Linked DNA regions of Homo sapiens: region 2 is linked to region 1. A link is a contact called in ENCODE Hi-C or POLR2A ChIA-PET data. All regions are on one chromosome and are shown on one strand. Each heading gives the region's core, a stretch centred on a gene start or an enhancer-like site at or near the end of the contact. The rest is flanking DNA. Distances are from core to core; before and after follow the strand shown.

Evidence for each region. A loop is a pair of places that touch in the nucleus more often than their neighbours do. ChIA-PET counts read pairs that join two places held with the same protein, here RNA polymerase II (POLR2A). Pooled maps may share reads with other maps.
Region 2: a loop to region 1 is called in a pooled map, with 6 times the contacts of the local background. The contact joins two enhancer-like sites. A Hi-C loop is called at or near these places in 2 of 168 maps with a recorded cell type or tissue (endothelial cell of hepatic sinusoid and posterior vena cava) and 5 of 50 pooled maps. POLR2A ChIA-PET finds 5 or more read pairs at or near these places in 13 of 52 experiments (A549, BJ, CD4-positive, alpha-beta T cell and 10 more).

What each region holds. Positions count from the first base shown.
Region 1 is chr2:30,249,808-30,255,989 of GRCh38, reverse strand. The region is part of intron 2 of LBH (LBH regulator of Wnt signaling pathway); the gene reads right to left. Among named protein-coding and RNA genes, the nearest start is that of LBH, 21 kb to the right of the region's middle. Within about 2 kb of position 2,894, at least 23 of the 41 ENCODE cell types and tissues checked have a DNase peak (open chromatin) inside an H3K27ac peak, as active enhancers do; they include CD8-positive, alpha-beta T cell, where a contact is called at or near this core.
Region 2 is chr2:30,356,472-30,362,653 of GRCh38, reverse strand. No RefSeq gene overlaps it. Among named protein-coding and RNA genes, the nearest start is that of LINC01936, 13 kb to the right of the region's middle. Within about 2 kb of position 2,598, at least 18 of the 41 ENCODE cell types and tissues checked have a DNase peak (open chromatin) inside an H3K27ac peak, as active enhancers do; they include CD8-positive, alpha-beta T cell, where a contact is called at or near this core.

The sequences.
Region 1 (6,182 bases), core at 1,645-4,144:
TCCCACCTCTCCATTTGGTAGATGAGCAACTCAAGGCCCCAGAGGGGTCAGGAGACCTGCCTAAGGTCACACAGCTTGTTCATGGCACAAGAAAGGAAAGCAAAACTTTGAGTGGGTGGAGACACATTTGAAGAGATCTGGGGGGCTGCCTGGTCCTGCCTGCACCTTGATCCAGATGGGGACAGGCCCACGGCAGCAGACAGGAGTCACCCATTACCAGGACATAGAAGAAAGGCCCTTTTACAAACTCAGGCCTTCCCAACTTCTGTGGTGCTCTGAGGATACCCGGTCTTATTGCAACCCAACCCCATGCAGTGCTGCCCCAGCCAAGTCACACTCTCACCACATCACAGGCCACGTGGGGCTTCCAGGAATCACAGGCCTCAGTGAAGCCTTCCCAATACCTGCAAACGAGTGATTATTAACCATTTATCCAATAAGACCTATTGCTGGGGATTAAGCCTTAAGCCAGCTGCACAACCAGGCATCATTAAAGACTTAACGAGGCTCATAAAAGGTATCATAATGGCAGCCAGGAGGAAAACAAGTCCAGGGAGGGGATGGGCCAGTGTGGGTCACGGAGGCAGAGGGGGACACGGACCCCGACTCTGGGCTCTGTCTTCCTGACCAGGTTGGCCCAGAAGTTCTGCCCTCAGACGGCGCTGTGCCCAGACGTGCATGTGCCGAGCGAGGAGCGCCACGTGGGCTTTTTGGGTGCGTCCTCATTTCTTGGGTGGGGCCAGAGCCCCCCATGGGCTGTGAGGACACAAGGCGCCCTCCAAGCATGAGCTCTGAGAGTGGGTGAGAGGGACCCCGATGGAGGGAAGCCCACTACAGGTCACGAAGCTCTTTCAGATGTCAGCTCGTTCAGGGCTCACTGCCACTCTAGGAATAGTAAGACCCGGGACTCTGTGGGTCACATGGCAGAGCCAGGATTCAAACCTACATCTGCTGTTTTCAGTGCCTGAGCCTTCTGGAAAATGGATTAGGCTGCTGCTGGGTCTCCACCCCATTTCACAGATGGAAAACTGAGCAGGGAGGGAGAGTAAGACTCTGGGCCTTCACTGCCCAGGCAGCTGTGAGGGCCCCAGCCCAGGAGGTGAGCTTCCCAGTCCCAATGCTTGTTTTAAACCTTCAGGATCCAAGACAGCGCCATAAGCTGTCAAGAGGAGAGGGGGACCTGCCCTGTGAAGAGCCTGGCCCTGCCTCCACCCTCTGACCTCACTGCCAGGATTGTGCCTACCTGTGCCAGGGCCACATTGTCAGGGCTGGGAGAGTGAAAACCCAATTCTAACTATGACAGCCTAAGCCAAGGAAAAGCAAAAGGCATGACAAGCAGGGCAGGCCCAGCAAAAGGAGGAGGGGGGGAGGGGGAGGAGGAGGAGGAAGAGAGGAGGAAGAGGACGAAGAGGAGGAGAGGGGTGGGAAGCATTGGATTTCACTTCAAGCTGGAAACAGGTCTTTCATTAAAATAAGGAAAAAAATCTAATGATGATGATGATGGATGAAATTTTTCCTGAGCAGAATCTCAAACCTCACAATAATTCTAGTTACCACCCCCCAACTTATCCACAGTTTTGCTTTTCTTGGTTTCAGTTACCCACGGTCAACTGCAATCCCAAGATAGGTAGGTACGGTACAATAAGATATTGTGAGACAGAGACAGAGACAGAGAGAGACCACATTCACATAGCTTTTGTTGCAGTATAGTGTTATAATTGTTCTATTTTATTGTTAGCTATCATTGTTAATCTCACATTGAGTCTAATTTATAAATTAACCTTTATCACAGGTATGGATGTATAGGATAAAACATAGCATATGTGGGTTTGGTATTATCTGTGGTTTCAGGCAACCACTGTGTGTCCTGGAACGTATCCCCCAGAGATAACGGGGACTACTGTAACCCTATTTTGTGGATAAGAAACCTGAAGCACAGAGACGGTATGTGACTTGCTCAAAGCCACGCACCTGGGAAGCAGCTGAACTGGGATCCAAACTCAGACCTGTAGGACTTCAAATGAAGCGTTCACTTGATAGCATGGGTTAAGCCACACAACCCAGGTGCTCACTATGTCCTTGACCACCATTGTATAACTCCGGTCAAGTCCTCTCAACCCCAAACACCTCAGTTTCTCCTTTTGAGACATGAGGTGACCTTCTTGTCTCACTAGATGGGTACAAGTTCTTGGCAAATATAAAGATGATAAAATACTTTGAGGACATAAGCAAAATTGAAACTATAATGTCCTCTTTGGAGCAGTTTCAAAAGAACTACAGTAAGCATCCAATCTCCAAGCAAGAGGGAGTCATATGAACACAGTAATTAAAATAATTCCAAACAGCGCCATTCATACCGAGAGCTCCACAATTAAGTCTTTTAAGACCTTGCAAGAGGTCTGAGAATTGAACTTCTGATACTGCTTAGCTGCCAGAGGACTTTGCTCCCTGAATTGCTCGAAGCAAGCACTGTTTAAATTTTTTTGTTTGTTTGTTTACAAAGCCTATTAATTGTATTTTTAAAAATTACTACAATAATCGAACCCTTCCATCAGAGATCTTATTTTATTATCAGATTATACCCATTTGGGCCTCAAAATTGTAGCTCTCTCCAAACACAAAAAGTACCCAGAACCAACAGCTTCTGGTTTCCTTACAGACAGACAGAAAGCCTTGCAAAGTGCTGCTGAGTAATTTGCCAGCACAATCTTATCTCTGACAGCTGCTTCAGAGGCTGACCCCAAGGAGGTCAACATTTTTCCACTAAGTCATGCTTTTTAATCATCTAGGCAGCAGAAAAATGAGAGGTTGCAACTGCAATTTGACGGGTGGGGTAGGCAGTGGAAAAAAGGACTTGAGTCAGACTTGCCAAGCACATGACAGGTAGGGGTTGAGGCGGCAGGCCAGGCCGGCATGCTGCCTGCCTGCAGGAACTGGCAGGGAGTAAAGAACTGCCCCTGTTCCCAAAAGAAACTGCTTCTGGTTAAACCTCTTTCCCCAAAGTGCTCCTTCTCTCTGTACTACAGAAAGGCAAAAACAAACACAAATCATTTTCCCTTCTCTCTGCAGCTCTCAGAGGCATTTCTCACCCTCAGCCCAGGGTAGGGCAGGTCTAGAAGAATCCACCCCCAGCTGTGATTCTCCCAGCCCTACACCTTCCTCCCTCTGCCAGCCCTGGACTCCACATCCAGCAGCCACATTGGGCTGCCAAAGCTGATGGCTGAAATGAATCCAATGGACACCAAGTGTGTTAGTCCATTCTCATGCTACTATGAAGAAATCCCCAAGACTGGGTAATTTATAAAGGAAAGAGGTTTTTTTTTTTTTTGAGACGGAGTCTCGCTCTGTCACCCAGGCTGGAGTGCAGTGGCACGATCTCTGCTCACTGCAAGCTCCGCCTCCTGGGTTCACGCCATTCTCCTGCCTCAGCCTCCTGAGTAGCTTCGACGACAGGCGCCCGCCACCACGCCCGGCTAATTTTTTGTATTTTTAGTAGAGACGATGGTTCACCATGTTAGCCAGTATGGTCTCAATCTCCTGACCTCATGATCCGCCCGCCCTGGCCTCCCAAAGTGCTGGGATTACAGGCATGAGCCACTGCACCTGGCCTAAAGGAAAGAGGTTTAATTGCCTCACGGTTCCACATGGCTAGGAAGGCCTCAGGAAACTTACAATCATGGTGGAAGCGGAAGCAAACACATCCTTCTTCACAAGGTGGCAGGAGAGAGAAGTGCCGAGCAAAGGGAGAAAAGCCCCTTATAAAACCATCTGATCTTATGAGATCTCACTTACTATCATGATGAGAATGGCATGAGAGTAACCGCCCCCATGATTCAATTACCTCCTACCAGGTCCCTCCCATGAGACAAGGGGATTATGGGAACTACAATTCAAGATAAGATCTGGGTGGGGACACGGCCAAGCCATATCACCAAGTTCCATCCTTTGCAAATGGAATGAAGCCTTGACATTTACACACACCATGAATCTCCCAGGTCTTGCATTCTCCACTGTGTAGAAAAGTAAGCACCATTGTTCATCTCAGAAGCTCACCCTCAGGCCCAGGATTCTCTGCTCCAACAGCCTCTGCTGTTGGTCGGCCAAACAAACGCCCTGGGCTTCCCTGAAACATCTTGCTGCCTTCATCATCCTCATACTAAATCATCTATCCAACAAAGCAGCCACTCACCACACAGGGCCATTTAAAGTTACATTAAATTGATGTTTATATTATATCACATATAAATTTCTGTTAATAAAAATAAAATAAAAATTTTAGCCACCTTTCTTATTTTTTATTAGTTTTTTTTTTTTTTTTTTCTTGAGATAGGGTCTTGTTTTGTCACCCAGACTAGAGTGCAATGGCACAATCTCAGCTCACTGTAGCCTCAACCTTCCAGGATCAAGTGATCCTCCCACTTCAGCCTCCCAAAGTGCTGGGATTACAGGCATGAGCCACCATGCCTGGCCATGGTGATGGTGAATTTTACAGGGGACACCTCTTCGGAGGCATCCTTTGCCTGGTGGCCTCCAGTCCCAACAGGCCGTGGCATTTTGGGAACTCAAATGAATTCACTTGAAAGGTCAAGGGAGCTTCAAGGCTTCGTAGCAGGAAGAGATGGTCTGTAAGATACTGGAATTTCTGGCTGTATAGATCAGTGCTGTCCAAAAGAATGTTCTGCATATGGAAATGTTCTCTATCTGCGCTGTCCAGTACAGTAGCCACTTGCCATGTGTGACTATGGAGCACTTGAAAGGTGGCTAAAATTGGCCAGGCACGGGTGGCTCATGCCTGTAATCCTAGCACTTTGTGGGGCTGAGGTGGGAGGATTGCCTGAGCCTGGAAGGTTAAGGCTGCAATGAGCAGAGATTGTGCCATTGCACTCCAGCCTGGGTGACGAAACAAGACCCTTTCTCAAAAAAAAAAAAAAAAAAAAAATTCTACTGACAATAAAAAATAAGAATGGTGGCTAAAGTGTTATTTTTTATTTAATTTTTATTAATAGAAATTTATATTATATACTATAAATATCAATTTAATGTAACCTTAAATGGCCCTGTGTGGCGAGTGGCTGCCTCGTTGGATTGATGATTTAGTATGCGGACGATGAAGGCAGCAGGATGTTCCTGGGAATCCCAGGGCGTTTGTTTGACCGACCAACAGTGGAGGCTGTTGGACCAGAGAATCCTGGGCCTGAGGGTGAGCTTCTGGAGACCAGGAATTCCTCAGCAGGCTTCTTGCTTAGGCATAAAAGTTGCCGGTGAGCCAGTTCCCATTTCACCCTTGGAGGGGAACTGAAAGGCAACACCAGGGCTTCAAAGGCCCCAAATTTAGGGACCGGGCTATCAACTGTCTGCCTCCATGCCAGGTGACCTAAACCTGGCTGCCCCTGGGGTGGGAGAGGAGAGAGATGCCTGGCACCTGGCATGGAAAATGTGAGCGCTCCTGGTCAGAGCCACCCTCCCCTGAGTGTGCATCTCTCAGCCATCATCTGACAAACAACCCAAGCTGGCCACAAAGAGGCCGAGGGCTCTGCAAAGAGCCGAGAGATGCTAATAGGGAAAGCGGACACCAGCAGGTAGAGGAGATGAAAGGTGGTTAGCAGGACACAAAGGGCTAATGACCAGCTCTGCAAGCTGAGACCTCAGGAGCCTGGACATCTTGCTCTTTTTTGCAAAGGTGGAAAGAGGAAAGAGGAAGGCCGGGGGTGGAGAGGGAGGGGAGCGAGCCTGAGATACATAACCAGGCTAGCTCCCTAAGGCACTGTGGACAAAACCACACAGTAAGCTTCTACCCTCTCTTGTTGCAGAGAAGTAAGAACAATCAGCCCAAACCCGCTCAGGAAAATTGCTCTTCCCACAGGCAGACCACAGAGTCCGAAGGATCTGGCTTTTTCCTCGCCTCCATCTTTTATTATCGCTATGACCCTGGTCACGTCATTTTATCGCCTCTGAGCCTCAGCTGCCTCCCGAGTAAAATGAGAAAATCATTTCCACTTTACGGTATGGTTGGCAAGGTCACAGTGCTGTGCCTTGAGAGCCAGCACAGTGCCTGACAGGCTCATCGAAGCGGTGGCCTATTCTCCTCCTCTACTCCTCTATAATTTGGGTCAGTGCTAATGCTGATCTTGCAGGGCTTTGGAGAGAATCAAACACAGGTATGTGTGAACATGCCCTGTAAA
Region 2 (6,182 bases), core at 1,349-3,848, 110 kb before region 1:
CTTTCTGCTGTTTGCATCTGAGGAATTTGGAATGTCTCAGTCATCCACTGGTCTCCAGAGCAAAATGGCATTGGGGTGGGGGCAGAGTAGCTTCCTGTCATTTCAAGGAAGAGGAAATGGAGGCCCAAAGAAGGAAGGAAGGAAGAGAAGGAGACACCCAGTACTTCCCGAGTGTCTCCCACATGCTAAGCAACCACTAGCTAGTTGCTTTTGTGATGATATATTTGCGGTTCAGACAGCCCTGTGAGATGGGTACAATTGGTAGAAATATTTTCACTTCACAGATAAGAAAATTGAAGTAGAGAGGGGTTAAGTGATTTACTTAAGGCCACATGTTTAGTAAGTGGCCAGATCTTTTGGATTCCAAAGCTCATGTCCCTTCAACCGTGTAAAGGGAAGTGTTTTGTTCCGAGTTGGTGAGTCACTTGAGGTACATAGCGACCTGTCTTCCCCCTTCATTTGTTCTTGCTTCTGAGCTTTTGCTGACAATGTTCCCTCAGTCTTCTGTCAACATTCTAACCAGCTCTCAGGCCTGGTTCATCTCTTCCTCCTTTGTGAAGCTTTCCTCGAATCCCCAGGCCAGAATCTGTCGCCTCCCTCTGTGTCCTCGTGGCGTGTCTGTTGGTTAACACCTGCACGTTTGTCAGGAGCTGACCTGTGGTATGGTGGCTAGGGGGTGTGGGTGACACTTACCAACGTGGGGGCATTTGGTTCAGCCTGCCACCAGCTTGAGAAGGCACAGAGTGGAGATGAGGCACCGGGGCACAGGGTAAAGGAGAATCTTCTTTACTCCGCTGCTTGCCAGGACATGCCAAACCCAGAGGCTTCAAACCCTGCCTTCCCCTGGATTTGGCTAACCTGAATCCAGCCCACATTACACTCAGATTCCAGGAGAAGGCTTCCTTTATCCTGTTGGGAAGTCAGTGGCGCAGGAAGCATTGGGGGTGGGGGGTGTGGAGCAGGAAATAAGCTTTGAGCTCCCCCAAAGCAGGGTGTAGGTCTGTATCAGAAGTGGTTGTGGGGTGAATGAATAAATAACTCAATGATTCAGTGTTGCTACTCTCAGGAAGCCACCATGCTTGGTCCTGGGTTGAGAGAGCCATGGGGAGAAGACCCTGTAAATGTTACTCCCTGACTCCCCCTGGTTTCAGCCCAGGCATCACTGTGTGACTCAGGCACTGGCAGGTCTTCCAGGACCTTCCTGGGCTGAGTTCAGCTTTTTATTCACTCTGGGCTGTATCTGGGGGTACAGGAAAGCTAAGGCCCTTGTACCCCTGCCTCCTGGCTTGCCCTAGGATGATTCCATATCCTCCTCTTTTCTGCTGCATTCTCCCTGGCGCAATTCTCTAACTTGCTACTAGGATAATATAGAGAGACCAGACAAGCAAGTAGACCTGGGTCTTAGTCCTTCTCTCAACCTGGGTGAGGCCTAACAGCCACAGCAAAGATGTGCCTAAGCTTGGAACCCATGGCTATCCTCAACTATCAGCTAGTCTAATTTGAACCCAGGTAACAAAATGTGAGTGTATGTGATTGTGCATATGTGTGAGTGTATGCCTGTGTGCATCTACACGGGTGATTTCTCAGGCTCGGGGTATCTAGAGACACCTGGTTGTACTTGGACAGACTTGAAGTGCCCTTCATTTTACACATAGGGAAACAGTTTATTTCAGTTCATAGAAGTTGACATCTCCACCTGATACATGGGACATCAAAAATATATGTGTGGCAAACCCCATGGTTGCCGAGGAAGGGGGAGGGTCCCTGCTCATCTGCTCTCCTCCCCTCCACCCATGAGCCCCTCTTCCACCATCCTGTGTTCTAGGCCCCTTCCTCTCCTCGTAGCCTTTATGAGGAACAAACAAACAAAAAAACTCCAGATGGGCCGGGCGCGGTGGCTCATGCCTGTAATCGCAGCACTTTGGGAGGCTGAGGAGGGTGGATCAGCTGAGGTCAGGAGCTCGAGGCCATCCTGGCCAACATGGCGAAACCCTGTCTCTATTAAAAACAGAAAAATTAGCCAGGCATGGTGGCGGGCACCTGTAATCCCAGCTACTCAGGAAGCTGAGGCAGGAGAATCACTTGAACCCGGGAAGTACAGGTTGCAGTGAGCTGAAATTGCACCACTGCACTCCAGCCTGGGGGACAGAGCGAGACTCTGTCTCAAACAACAACAACAACAACAAACCCAGATTATATCATTGAGGATGCAAAGATGCTTTCATTATCTGGAGTCCCCATCTGTCCTTTCCTCCCCTGGCCAGCTCATGGCCCCGCCTTTCCCCGCAGGCCCACGCCTTACTGAACAACTCTGTGCACTTTGTATTTTTCCCCACAAAGCCTTGCAACAACCTTGTGAGGAGGGTATTATTACCCCCGCTTTACAGGTGAGAAGACTGCGGCTCAGAGAAGCCGAATGACTTGTCCACAGCTCTCAGCTGGCCCATAGCAGGAATGGGGTTGGACCTCAGCCTTCCTGCCTCCAAGCGTGTGCTCTGAACTGGCAGGCTGGAGGCTGTTCTGGGGAGGACGCACTGTGTCCCATGACTCTCCAGTCTCCTCGGAGCTGCTGAGCTTCCTGGCAGGAAGCCCATGGCTGCTTCTCTCCCTCTGCCCTCTGTCCACACTCCACAAGCACTCAGCTTCAGCTGATAACCACGGCAGGCGCTTGTGAGAGGGCTCTGACACCACAGGAGCCCTCTGAGGGGCCAGTCTATGGGGGGTGGTGCAGAATCCAGAGCCCCCATCCTCCTGCACCACGGGCACCAGCTTCCATACAAGTGGCCCTGGAGTCCTGACTCCCAGCTGTCAGCACCAGCAATCCTTCTCAGGAGCTAAGCCTTGGCACTTCCCAGGTCTGTAACAGGCCAGATTTCTCTTCCAGAGAAACTTCATCTGTGTCTGAGCCCAGGGCCTTGTTGCCTGGCTAGTGTCTTCATAGCTCAGATTCCTGTAACTATGAAGGGGTTGGTCCTTCCAGCTGCGTTCCATGAGAGAGGTGATGCCTTTTCCATTACATGCCAGGCCCTTGAGTCCTTTTGGCCATTAAAGGACTAGAAGAAGTCCAAAAACTTCTGGTAGTCTCTGAACCAACCCAGGTACTTCAGGTGTCTCCTGAAATGAAGCAGCTTTCCGTCCCAGGCAAAGGTCTGGGTGGGGTCAAAACCTGGGGACAAGGGTCTGGAGCTGGATGGAAAGAAAATAAGGGAATGTCAACAGCAAATGTAGCAGGACCTGGGGAACTGCCCCCAAAGAATCCAGGGGTGTCTGCAACCTACACATATAGGGAGTAACATTTTAAGCAGAGTTACTCTCTAAATTCAGCAAACAAGGAAAGATCACGTATGATCAGACTCACCCTTGACTCTTCCTTCAGAAGGTACCATGTTGAAGACTCTGACAAATTGGCGTTTCCATCAGCTTGGGAACAGATGCTGTGATTTTGGGTGCACATGCAATGGAGTGATTGTCTTACATTTAGGGACCATGTTGTGTGGAAGTGTGTATCACTAAGCACTAGACTCATATTCACACATATTGGGGCCAGGGCTGACTCAGGCAGATGGCTGGCTTCTGGCTCCTGGGGCATATGTTCACTAAACAGAACAGCAGGCTCAGTGGCTCGAATGACTGCACCTAAGCTGGGATCTGTGATCACGTGATATGACTCCACCGTGTTGACGCTCAGCATCTCCATGCCTATGTGCGTCAGGCTGGGCAAAGTAGCGGTGTTGGGACAAACAATATGAAAGAGCTGAGAGGCTGCCTCATGGACTTGTACCTGTGCACATAGGCCACTTTTGGTTTATTTTCAGAAAGTTTCTCTTTTTGAAGTGTTCCTTGTTACTGTCTCCACAACATCACATATGAGGCAGCCAGGGTTGTGACCACTTTCTGGTACAAAACAATGAGGTTTCTCTAGCACAATCATGTTTTAGAGCCTCCACCCTCTCCTGCACTGGAAGTTATCATCGATTAAGGGAGTAATTAATTAAGGGAGTAATTCATCCTACGAACTGGAGGCAGATGTCTTCTCTGTACTGGGGAAAGGTGGAGAAACATGTGAGCCTCTGATGTGACATGCCTGCCAGAGCACCTGGGCGTGGGGGGTGGGGAGGTGGAGAGAAAGGCAGGAGGTGCTTTAGGTGCCCAGGCAATAGCAGGGACAGAGGAGCTGATCAGGTCAAAAACCCTTCCAGTTGGGAAAGTGAAGGGTAGCCCCAGTGCTAAGGAAGCTGCTCTGAAAACAGAAAAGATAAGGAAGAGGGCACTGAATCGTGCCGAGGTTGCAATGATTTGAAAATCTTTCTCCAAATGACAGATTTTCCTTGAAAGTCCATTGAAAAGCATAGGCAACTGGCATTCTGCAAATATTTATACCAGCATTTAAAAATGCATTACTTTTAGGGCCAGGCGCGGTGGCTCATGCCTGTAATCCCAGCACTTTGGGAGGCTGAGGCAGGCGGATCATGAGGTCAGGAGATCGAGACCATCCTGGCTAACATGGTGAAACCCCGTCTCTACTAAAAATACAAAAAATTAGCCGGGCGTGGTGGCAGGTGCCTGTAGTCCCAGCTACTCGGGAGGCTGAGGCAGGAGAATGGTGTGAACCCGGGAGGTAGAGGTTGCAGTGAGCCAAGATTGTGCCACTGCACTCCAGCCTGGGCAACAGAGTGAGACTCCATCTCAAAAAAAAAAAAAAAAAAAGCATTGCTTTTTATGACAAAAGCAGTACAATGGTTCCTATGAAAAAGCTAAATATCAAAGTGATAGATAACGCAGAAAGTGAAAGCCCCTGTAATTCCACCGTACTGAAAAGAAACACGGGTAATAGTTTTGGATATTTAGACTAGGTTTTAGCCAATCATTTATTTATGTAGTGAAGACATATGCAGGAGGGAAGCATGAGTTTTAATTTGCCTTTCAGCTCTCTGGAGATGGAGAGCACCTTGCAAGGGCTCTTTAAAACAAAGCACCTTGTCCACCTGGTGGCTACCTGCATTTCAGGATAGGATGGAGTCGCCCAGCCCTGGGCTCCCTCTCCAGCTCAGTGGCAGCGACCTCATCCTGTGCTCCCCCTGCCCTCCTGTCTCCCATCACTTCTCACCTATGCTTGGTGTGGCATCCGAGATGACAAACGTGAGTCCTGTGATGTTGTGGTATAATAAGAAACATGAGGCCGGGCACGGTGGCTCACGCCTGTAATCCCAGCACTTTGGGAGGCCAAGGCGGGTAGATCGCCTGAGGTCAGGAGTTCGAGACCAGCCTGGCCGACATGAGGAAACCCTGTCTCTACTGAAAATACAAAAATTAGCTGGGCATGGTGGCACACACCTGTAATCCCACCTACTCAGGAGGCTGAGGCAGGAGAATCGCTTGAACTTGGGAGGCAAAGGTTGCAGTGAGCCGAGATCGCGCCATTGCACTCCAGCCTGGGCAACATGAATGAGACTTTGTCTCAAAAAAGAAAAGAAAAGAAAAGGAAAGAAGAAAAGAAAAGAAAAAAGTAACATGGATTTGGTTTCAGCCCCTGATTTCTGATTCTTAAAACCCTGGTAGATAGGGGTGCTAGGAAACTTTTTTGTTCTGTTATTTGGTATTTGACTCCAGTTCCTGACGCAGAGCTCCTAAGACCTCTATAATTTCCTGGATGATAGAAATGTCTGACACAGAGCTCCTAAATCCCTTGGAATTTCCTGGGTGATAGCATCTTCTGTTCTAACGAGATGGCTCGTTAGAACGAGGTGGGTTCCTGGATAGGCTCGGGATGGGGACGGGTTGCCAGGGAAACCACCCATGTGGTTAGAGGGTTGGGACTTTCAGCCCCATCCCCTAACCTCAACAAGGGGACAAGGGCTGAAGGTTGAGCAGATCACCAATGGCCAATGATTTAATCAATCATGTCTACGTAATGAAGTCTCCATAAACACCAAAAATGGCTCAGCTTGGAGAGCTTTTAGATAGCTGGACGGGTCCCTGGAGGGTGACACGCTGGGGAGGGTGTGGAAGCTCCGTGCCCCTTCCCACATGCATGTGCATCTCTTCCCCCAGGCAGTCATCTGCATCTTTTGTAACAATCCTTTATAATAAACTGGTAAACATAAATAAAGTGTTTCCCTGAAATTCTGTGAGCTCCTCTAGCAAATTAATTGAACCCAAGGAGAGGGCCATGGGAACCCCAA